2 separate regions of the Homo sapiens genome follow, and region 1 is linked to region 2. Evidence: chromatin contacts called from ENCODE Hi-C data. All regions are on one chromosome and are shown on one strand. Each heading gives the region's core, a stretch centred on a gene start or an enhancer-like site at or near the end of the contact. The rest is flanking DNA. Distances are from core to core; before and after follow the strand shown.

The links. A loop is a pair of places that touch in the nucleus more often than their neighbours do. Pooled maps may share reads with other maps.
Region 1: a loop to region 2 is called in a pooled map, with 4 times the contacts of the local background. The contact joins the promoter of CMKLR1 here to the promoter of ASCL4 in region 2. A Hi-C loop is called at or near these places in 2 of 37 single-sample maps with no recorded cell type and 5 of 50 pooled maps.

The regions. Positions count from the first base shown.
Region 1 is chr12:108,337,405-108,342,624 of GRCh38, forward strand. CMKLR1 (chemerin chemokine-like receptor 1) reads right to left here and starts at 1,907. Exons shown (of 4, transcript NM_001142343.2): 1 at 1,623-1,907. RefSeq lists an enhancer at 1,340-1,963 and a silencer at 2,071-2,190.
Region 2 is chr12:107,771,973-107,777,479 of GRCh38, forward strand. It overlaps ASCL4 (achaete-scute family bHLH transcription factor 4), which reads left to right and starts at 2,732. Exons shown (of 1, transcript NM_203436.3): 1 at 2,732-4,672. The coding sequence starts at 3,247. The coding sequence ends at 3,765.

The sequences.
Region 1 (5,220 bases), core at 657-3,156, 560 kb after region 2:
TCCATGAACAATGACCCTAATATATGCTAGTTCTTGTGCAGGGGACTGAGGATGCAGAAAAAAAGTAATATCCCAGATCTGGCCTCTAGGGGCCTCCCGGCTAGAAGGAGAGACAGACAAGATGACTGGTCATTAGAACACGGTGTGGTAGGAGCCGTGATAAGGGAGGGATAGGCCCTGGGAGAGCCTAGCAGACAAGCCCTGACCCAGTGCGGGTAGGGGACTTCTCAGAACAAGTCAAGCCAGAGAAAGGCATGACTTGCCCAAAGTTAAGGTTATCTGTTCCCTGAAGTTTTGGGGGAGTCCAAAGAAGGCCCCTGTGCATCAAGAGATAACTCTCCTGTGGACCTCCCAAGTGTATGACACATCATCATTTGAGTGCCACTGGTTTAGGTTAAAGAAAAGGCCAAGCTGCCTCCTCCTGCACCAGAGGCCTGAATGACCCAGTCACACTCACCTCAGCAGCCAAGGCATTTAGAGGAATCTTACCTTCAAACCAGTTTGGAAGGGGCAGGAGATACAGCAAGAACCACAGAGAAGATTGGTCTTGAGAAGGAGGTAGGGGATGCAAAAGGGAAGTTGAGGGCTTTCCCTAATAGAAAAAGAAAGACTCAGAACCTGGACGTTCAGGCGTGTGACCTCAGACCAGTGATCTGGCATCTCTGAACCGCACAGGTCTGAGTGATTGGGCTTATATCAAGTAGTAGTTCCCTGATGTTGTAATGCTTATAATTTTGCCAAAGCTGGCTTGCCCATTTAAAATGGGCTATTCTGAAGACAGAGGAGGGAGTGGAATATTTTCAACAGAGAGTGCCGGCAAAGGTTTTGTGTCCTTTATATACAAAGAACCCTTAGATATCAATTGGAAAAAGATAAACATGCCCCCAGAGGAGAAAAAAATGGGAACAGACTTGAACAGGAGAGTCAGACTAGAAATGTGAAAAATAAGTTTATAAAAGAGAATCAACACTAACAAAGAAATGAAATGCCTATTGAAGCATCTAGATATTATTCTCGACTTCACATCAGGGAAAGTTTAAGGGATGGGTAGCAACAAGGTGGGTTTAGTATGTGAGAATACTGTGCCCTGGTATAACATCGTAGAGAGGTCAAGCTGCCACGGCCTTCCAGGGTGCAGTGTGACCAAAAGCTCAGAAGTCTTAAAAATAGGCAAACCTTAAATCTAGCAATTTCTAAAAGGTATTCATAAGACACACACACAAAGATGTCATACTAAATATTCATTGCAGCACTGTTCTAATAAAAAAAAAGAAGCAAATCTATTATGGAAAAGTCAAATAATCTTAAGATAGCCTTTCTATGCAGCCATGAAAAATGTATATTGGAAGAATATAGGTGATATGGAAAAAAGTTCACAATCTGTGGTTAAGCAGGTTACCAAACTAGATGTGGAAATCCACATTCATATATTTAGTTGTGTATCCTTGCTATTTCTTTAAACAATGAACATGCATTACTTTTGACATCTGAAAATAATAACAAAACTCTTCCTTTTAACAAATATGAAATTATAAAAAGAAACAAACTTTTCTCTCTGTTAGTATTCATTCCCCTTCCCTGGCCCCCCTCAGAAGACACCCAAGGCAAGTGTGTGATGATACCTTCCCTCTGGTCTCTGCCCGGAAGGTCTTCCTGAGGGTTCCCTGTGACTGCAGGCCACTCGAGGCTGTTGGGGAGACTTGCACACCCTGGCTTCTTTCTGCCAATCACAGGCTCCTCTGGCTGTGGCTGTTTGCCCAGAAAGCAGTTCATTCATTTGTTCATTCAAGATCCCCCTCTGAACCCCCAGAGCGCCGCAGCTGGAACACCCCTATCACCCGGAGGCTTCCCAGGGAGCCTGCTCTGTCCTGAGCTCCCTGCTGGCCGCCGGGGCTGCTTCCCTGAATGGGACTGGGACAGAACTCAGCCAGAGAAACAGCTGGAGGGAGGAGAGCAGGAGGGAGGGGCAGGAAACTGGGCTGACCTAGGGCGGGGGCGGCTAGCTGCGTGGAGAGGGGGCTGCGAGGGGAGGGTGCCCCTACCAGCCGGGGACTGGGCTTGTGGGTGGCGGCGGGGGCCCGCTGGGGACGACCCGCCCCTCTGGCAGCCTCTTGCAGCCGGGGAGCCGTGCCCACTGAGCGCAAACAGGGAGCACATCTGAGCACCCGGCTGCTGGGGGAAGTGCAAGCGCCTCTGCTCCCGGTGAGGGGCTCAAGCTCCACACTGACCGAGAGATTGGCTGCCTCTCACCCTGGGCCTTTGCAACGCTGTTCCTCCCACCTGGATGCTATTCCTGCCCTAATTCGTGGCCCGATGGTCTCCTACTGCCTCTTCAGGTCTCAGGTTGAAGGTCACCTCCCAGGGAAGCCTTCCCCAACCCTCGGGGGCTGCTGTGCCCCTCAGGGTCACCCCATCACCTCACTGATGCAGTGCTGTCCTTGCCTGTTAAGATGTCTCTCTCCTTGCACCGAGAACTCCTTGCACCAGGAACTCTGTAGGGAAAGAACTGTATTCTGTTCCCTGCCCTAACCAGGCGCTAAGTGCCTGGTTCATCGGCTGTGTGGTCACCATCATTAGTGGAATAATCAAAACAACCGACAGCCAGGCAGCGTGCTAGGCGATGCGTACTTACTCTTCACGGCAACCCTAGATAACAGGAATTATTACTACTCCAGTCTTACCAATAAGGAAACTGGGGTACAGAGAGATTAAGTCACTTGCTCAAGACCACACCGCCAGCAGCTGACAGAGCTGGGATTCCAACTATGTTGTCTGGCTCGGAGGCCCACCCTTGGCCTCCAGACTGAAGAAATAACAGAAGTGCCCATGTGGGCCCCTGTGCCAAGTGCTTCCATGGAGTAAGCCGTGTGAACCACCACCCACGTCGGGGGGGCATCACTTGCCCATTCTACACATGAGGATGCTAGGGCCACAGAGCAGAAGTCGTTTTGCCCAGGGCGCCAAGCTCATGCTGACCGAGCCATGGCTGGATCTGAGTCTGTCTGATTCCAAAGCCAAGACTGCCTACGACTGCCTAAAATAATATTTTTAGAAAGAAAAAGAAAAGGGAAGGGCAGGGGAGGGGAAGAGAGGGGAAGGGAGGAGAAGAAAGAAAGGAAGAAAAGGGAGGGCAGGGAGGAAGGTAATGGGGAGGAGGGGAAGGTGAAGGGAGAGGGAGATGGGGAGGGAGGGAGAGAAGGAGAGAAACCTGTGTTTTGGGCCTCAAAGTCTTGGGCAGGTGGAGGACTATGTCCTCATCGTCTGATCAGCCTTAGAACCCCACCGACCTCTCCCCACCATCCTCAATCCTTTAATTCAGTGAGCTTTACACTTAGAAACCATCTAATTTCATTCTTCCATTTCACAGATAACTTGAAGCCCAGAGAGATTGAGTCTCTTGCCTGAGGTCACACAGGTCTCTATAGTCAGAAGTCAGGCCCAGTCTACCCAACTGTCTTCCTTGCTCTCTTCTTCTTTGGGCTTATCTAGGGAACAAAACATCATATCGAAACACTTACTGTACAGATGAGAACACTGAACCCAGAGGAGGCAAGGGACTCACCCAAGGTCACCCAGAAGTTAGTAATTGTATTGGTCCGTTCTCACACTGCTGTGAAGAAATACCCAAGACTGGGTAATTTATAAAGAAAAAAGGTTTAATTGACTCACATTTTCGCATAGCAGGGGAGGCCTCAGGAAACTTACAATCATGATGGAAGGTACCTCTTCACAGGGTGGCAGGAGAGACAATGAGTGCCAGGCAAAGGGGGAAGCCTCTTATAAAACCATCAGATTTCATGAGAACTCACTCACTATCATGAGAACAGGATGGGGGGAAAACCACCCCCATGTTCAATTACCTCCCACCTGGTCCCTCCCATGACTCGTGAGGATTATGGAATTCCAATTCAAGATGAGATTTGGGTCGGGACACAAAGCCAAATCATGTCATTCCCCAGGTTCTCCTGGTGAAAGGAGAGGATATTTCCATAACGTGGCAGGGATCTTGTATATCACCATCTAATAGAGACCAGAGGTTCCTAAAGTCTAGTTTCCATACCAACCCCAGCAGCCTCACCCAGAAGTTTGTTAGAAACACAAACCCTTGGGCCTCACTGCAGACCTTGGCAATCAGAGACTCCAGGAAGCCATCTGGGTTTTAAGAAGCCCTCCAGGGGATTCTGATGCTTGCTCAAGTTTGAGATCCACTGACATAGGCATTTCAATTAGGAATCCATTGAAATGGGCCCTGGAACAAGTCACCTTGCCAATGCACAGAATAGTGGCTAAGAACAGAGGCTTTGATAGCAGACGGACCTGGTTTGAATTCCTGTCGCTGTCACTGTAAGCTGTGTGACTTGGGCAAGGCCTTTCACCTTTGGAGTCTCAGTTTCCTCATCTGCTGTGGACAGTGGAAGAGGAAGAGGAGGAAGAGGGAAAGGGAGGAGGGAGAGGAAAAGAGGAGGAGGGAAAAAGGAGAGGAGGAGGAGGGAAAGAGGAGAGGAGGAGGAGGAAAAAGGAGGGGCCAAGTAGAGGAGAGGGGAGGGGGAGGAGGAGGAGGGAAAGGGAGGAGGGATATGAAAAGAGGAGGAGGGAAGAGGAGCGGAGGAGGAGGGAAGAGAAAGAAAGGGGAGGAGGAGAGGGTGGGGGAGGAGGAGACGAGGAGGAGGGAGTAAGGAGGAGGAGGGAAAGGGAGGAAGGAGATGAAAAGAGGAGGAGGAAGGAGGAAGAGAGGAGGAGGAGGGAAGAGGAGGGGTCAAGGGGAGGAGAGGGGAGAGGGAGGAGGAGAAGAGGGGGAGGGGGTAAGGAGGAGGAGGGAAAGGGAGGAGGGAGATGAAAAGAGGAAAAAGAGGGAAGAGGAGAGGAGGAGGGAAGAGGAAGAAAGGGGAGGAGGGGGTCAGAAGGAGGAAGGGGGAAAGAGAAGAAGGGGAGGAAAGGGAGATAAAGGAGAGGGGAGGAGAAGAAGGAGTGGGGGAGAGGAGGGAGAGTGGGAGAGAAGAGAAGGAGGCCAGAAGGCAGCCTTCGAGGAAGATCAAGCACACGGGTACTATGGAAGAGGAGCTGGGTAAATCCAGCCCGGGGATGGACTCCTGGACATGCCTCTTCCTCCCTGGAGGTGGCTGTGGCTGTGGCATGCCTCCCTCTGCCTCTGGCCTCCCAGCCAAACCTAAGCTCGGGTCTCATCAGCTAGGAGCCACAACTGGCAGAGCAAGGACACTG
Region 2 (5,507 bases), core at 1,482-3,981:
TGCTGCATATGTTACTCTGCAATTTGCTTTTTTCACTTAAGACATTGTGGATATGTCTGCAAGTTCTTACGTACAGATTTTACTCATTATTTTTAATAATAGCATAATATTCTAAGATTTTTAACTCTTTTCCTATTGATGGACATTCAGGCTGTTCAGGCTGTTCCCTTTTTCTTCTTCTTCTTTATCTATTTATTTATTTTTTGAGACAGAGTCTCGCTCTGTCGCCCAGGCTATCTCAGCTCACTTCAACCTCTGCCTGCCAGGTTGAAGCAATTCTCCTGCCTCAGCCTCCCAAGTAGCTGGGACTACAGGCATGTGCCACCATGCCCAGCTAATTTTTTTGATTTTTAGTAGAGATGGGGTTTCATCATGCTGGTCAGGCAGGTCTTGAACTCCTGGCCTCATGATCCTCCCACCTCGGCTTCCCAAAGTGCTGAGATTACAGGCGTGAGCTACTGTGCCCAGCCTCGCCTTTTTTTTTTTTTTTTTGAGACTGGGTCTTGCTCTGTCACCCAGGCTGGAGTGCAGTGGCGTGATCTTGGCTCAGTACAACCTCCGCCTCCAGGATTCAAGTGATTCTCCTGTCTCAGCCTCCCAAGTAGCTGGGATTACAGGCACCTGCTACAACGCCTGACTAATTTTTTGTATTTTTAGTAGAGACAGGGTTTCGCCACGTTGGCTAGGCTGGTCTCGAACTCCTGACCTCAAGTGATCCACCCACTTTGGCCTCCCAAAGTGCTGGGATTACAGGCATAAGCCACCTTGCCTGGAGTCTTCGTTTTTTTAAATTGCTACAAATGTTGCAATAAAGATTATTGTACACATAAATAGGTATTGCTACATTTATTTTGGTAGGACAAAACGGCACAGATATCTGAATCAAAGGATGTGATGTGCACTATTAATTTTAACAGTTTGTTTAGCTGGGATGTGGAGGCACAAGCCTGTAGTCCTAGCTACTCAGGAGGCTGAGATAGGAGGATCCCTTGAGCCTGGGAGGCGGAGGTTGCAGTGAGCCGAGATCGCATCACTGCACCCCAGCCTGGGTGACAGTGAGACCTGTCTCAAAATAATAATAATAATAATAATAATAATAATAATAATAATTTTAATAGTTTCTTGAAGCAATTTATGCTCCCACCCTTTCCTCAAATCCTTGCCTCCCCTGAATCTTAGCAATCTTTTAAACTTTTGCCAATCTGAGAAGGAGAAATGGCATCTCAACTGTTCTTCCTTTTGCTCTCTTCCAATCTAGTCCTCAATCTGCAGACACAGTTATCTTTTTTGAAACACAAATCTTCAAATGTCACCTCCCTGCTTAAAATATTTCATTATCTTCCTGTCACTCTTAAAAGTTAAAATCTTTGACATGGCCAAAAAGCACCTTGTGGTATAACAGCCTACCTGCCTGAGTGGTGGACTTTTCTCCTAATAGAAAGGGCTTTCTCAATTCTACTGAGAAATTGTGATGATATATTAGGCTATTTGCCAGTACAAACCTCATCAGGAGCTACAACTTTTAATTTTTCTTTCTTCTTTTTAAAAGATGGGGGTCTTGCTATGTTGGCCAGGTTGGTCTTGAACTCTTGGCCTCAAGCAATCCACCCGCCTTGGCCTCCCAAAGTGCTGGGAATACAACCTTGAGCCACTGCACCCAGCCAAGCTACACCTTTAAAAATGTGACTAACTTATACCCGAAAGGAATAATTATTTCTATTTTATTTGCCTTGTTTTTTGAGTTGCTTCAGGCGGATCATTTAGAACAAACAGGGAAGAACAGGACTTGCCAAACTAAAAAGAAAAACATGTTAGGGCAGCACCTTGTCTGCTGAGGAATAGGCAAAAGCTCTCATCATAAATGTAGGGGGTTTTTGCTTCTCTTGTTTTTAAGTAGGACTTTTAAAGTAGAAGACACCTTTAATGTACTGGTTTGCAGAAGAGGAAATCTGATTTTCAGTGTGATAACATATTCTTTGACGTTAACCAGTACAGTTGGATTTTTAATGACACTTTAATCTTCAAAGGTTTACCAACACGGATGGATTAATTATTCATTTTGGAGGGGTTGTGTCTTAAAAAGACAAGTCTTCAAAGACATCATCCTTTCTCCTTGGAACTTGGAGTCTCCACCTTTCAAATGTTGCTTTCCTGCCCCCAAGAGAGAAAATAAATGACATTTTTTAAAGAAGAAGAATCCAATGGAAAAACACTCTTTGCGCTATGGAAAGATGATGTCCTTATATCCTGGGTGAGATTAGAAGAGGAGGCTGGGAAGCAGTATTTAAGCTGTGTTTACAGTAAGCACTGTGAGAAATAACCGGCTAAGCGCGTTTGTTATTGTTCAGTCTTTTGATGTGCTTTTAAAAAGTCGCATCTCCATAAAACACCCTCAACAACCATAAAACAACATATGTTGGAACATAATATGCAGACCCTTATATTCTTTGCTACAGTCTGTATTTTTCCTATACCCTTCAAACATGCCTCATTGAGTTTTTAAAAGATTCGGTTTGGAAGAAGAAAAACCTCAAGCCTCGCCCCGGGTCTTCCTTGACTTGACACATTTTATAACCGCAAGAGAGCAGTTTTTCCTTTGATGAGGCTAAGACCCCAGAAATGAAAGAGCAAGTTTAAGTTTGCAAACACTCTAAAAGCTCCTTCCATTAGACCTGGTCGCGGGAAACCACAAAGGACAGTCAAGTGATTTTCAAGGAGAAAGCCTCTGGTCCACTTTCCCTCCGCCGCCAGATCTGCAGGTTCCTGGGAGGAGCTCTTCTCAAATCCTGAAGATTGCTAGGCTCTTGGCGAACGACTCATCTCTTGAAGACCTAGAGTGGTGGATTACAGGCATTGAAAAGCTTTTGGTGGCTTTGGAAGATGACTCTGGTGTGAGCTCACCTTTCCAGGCTGGGGGACCAGGCAGAGGAACCCCCTTTGTTATCTTCTGAAAGAAGATCAGTGGGGAAGACGGGGTTTGAAGTGTGGATTAGGAGATCCTACGTCTTTGCCTACCACCTCTGCCTAAATCATAAAAAGATCGAGGAGTGCAATGAACTTCAGGAATCATGCACCGTTTCCCTGAAGCCTGTCCAGGAACCTAACTTCTGGACCCAGAAACTTCTGCAAAGACAGACCCACTGAGCCAGGCAGTCTGCACCAGCACCTCTGCTTCTAAGATTCTGTTTCGTCTTCTTCTATTGAGAGATTGACCTCTTGAGTGATTTGTGTGCTTTCCGGCAAATGATGGAGACGCGTAAACCGGCGGAACGGCTGGCCTTGCCATACTCGCTGCGCACCGCGCCCCTGGGCGTTCCGGGGACCCTGCCCGGACTCCCGCGGAGGGACCCCCTCAGGGTCGCCCTGCGTCTGGACGCCGCGTGCTGGGAGTGGGCGCGCAGCGGCTGCGCACGGGGATGGCAGTACTTGCCCGTGCCGCTGGACAGCGCCTTCGAGCCCGCCTTCCTCCGCAAGCGCAACGAGCGCGAGCGGCAGCGGGTGCGCTGCGTGAACGAGGGCTATGCGCGCCTCCGAGACCACCTGCCCCGGGAGCTGGCAGACAAGCGCCTCAGCAAAGTGGAGACGCTCCGCGCTGCCATCGACTACATCAAGCACCTGCAGGAGCTGCTGGAGCGCCAGGCCTGGGGGCTCGAGGGCGCGGCCGGCGCCGTCCCCCAGCGCAGGGCGGAATGCAACAGCGACGGGGAGTCCAAGGCCTCTTCGGCGCCTTCGCCCAGCAGCGAGCCCGAGGAGGGGGGCAGCTAGCGAGCGCCCGAACTGGCCAGGACCCCCGCGCCCGCCGCACAGCGCGCAGCCGGGCGCTCAACCTAAGGTCCTCTTCGAAGGTGGTTTGCATTCTTAATCTGGCATCTTCTCCAGGCCTAAATCTTAAGAAAAAGAAATGGGTGCTGGGGTTTGGGGGATGGGGGAGTTGTTTTGACATTTGGGAATTTCTCCCCTGCCCTTATTGGTTACGTGCCTGCAACTTATAGGTGCTTATTAAGGAGACTCTTTTCCTATACTTCTAAAATGCAAACTGTTTCAGATTCTGAGCACCTCATTGTAAATACGATTATTCTAAAAACTCAAAGGGCGAGAACAACTGGAATTTCCCACCTTCCGTGGTGTGGGTAAATGGTATACATAAACATTAAACCTTAACCAAAGAAGAACTTTACCGCCACCAAAACAGAAACAACCCCAAACAGCCAAAAACAGTCCTTAAAAATGAGAGGAACATTTTCTTGCATTCCTTCCTTCGGGAATTGTATTCAAAATGTAATGGAAAGTAATTGTTGACCTCCTGCTTTGGGTGAAGGAGACTGTAAGCTGGTACTTGAGAACGAATTTGCCAGCATGTGCTGTTGTTGACTGTGTGAATGATGGTGCCAGGGAATCCGTGGCTTGGTACACACTGTTTCATCCAGTGGCCACGTGGAAGCTTTGTAGCATTGAGCAGATAGTAAAATATCTTAGAATTAATGATCTCTTTGGAAGAGAGCCCAGATTTGTATGAAAACTTGTTTTTCCTCTCAATTGTTTTGTCCACTGTTTTCTTCATTTTCCTTTTCTCTGCATACCCCCCGCCCCCCAACGTGTAGCTCTCCATCTAAGTTTTGGATAAACTGAAGTGGCACTGTGACTTTAAAAATAAAAAAGAAATCTACTTGGAAGTCCTTTTTGCGGGTTGAGCCAGATGGGGGAAAGATATGGGACAAGACGGATGGATTGAAGTTGGTACATTCTCAAATATTTTTATCACCATTAGGGCTTCCAGGTACAGTATATGGAAATGATGTAGTGACTTTGGCCATGTTAAAAGCCTTTTTAAAATATTGAATTTGGGTCATTTTTTTTCTAAGAAACAATTTTGAGTTCAGTAGATAAGTTAAATGCCTGCTGATGTATGAAGATCAACTTCCCTAAGATTGTTTTCTAATATGCCGAATTATCCTTTCCATGGAGGCAGCTTTGGTTTGTGGGGGAAGAAGGAGGGGAAATGGAAATGGACAAAGAGAACTAACAGTGGAAGTGCATCCTCCAGGTAGATTTCACTTAGATTTTATTACCCCCTTTTACAGTTGTAGCAACTAAGGCAGGCTATATCTTCAGTGGACATCTTTTATGTGCTAGGAATTTTGTTGTGGCTTTTTACATTTTGTCCTATTTAATTGTCATAAATTTGTGGGGTGGGTATGACAAATATTTTGTGATTAAAAAAAATATGAAGCTCAAAGAGGTTACATACCTTGACCAGTTTAGTGTTGCTAGGATTCCTTGAGCTGAGATCAAGTCCCGAGCCTGAACCCAAAGCCAAGGATTTCTTTCTCCCTTACCATGCTGTCTCTTGCTCTGTCATTTGCTAGCAGAGCAAATGTTGCTTCAACTCAGTTTTCTCACCTGTACAGAAATGTTTACAGAAGTGTATGTGAAAGACCTTGGTAATCTGCAAGGCACTAACCAATGATAAATTAGTAGTTTTATTATTTTGGGGAAAATACTATTTC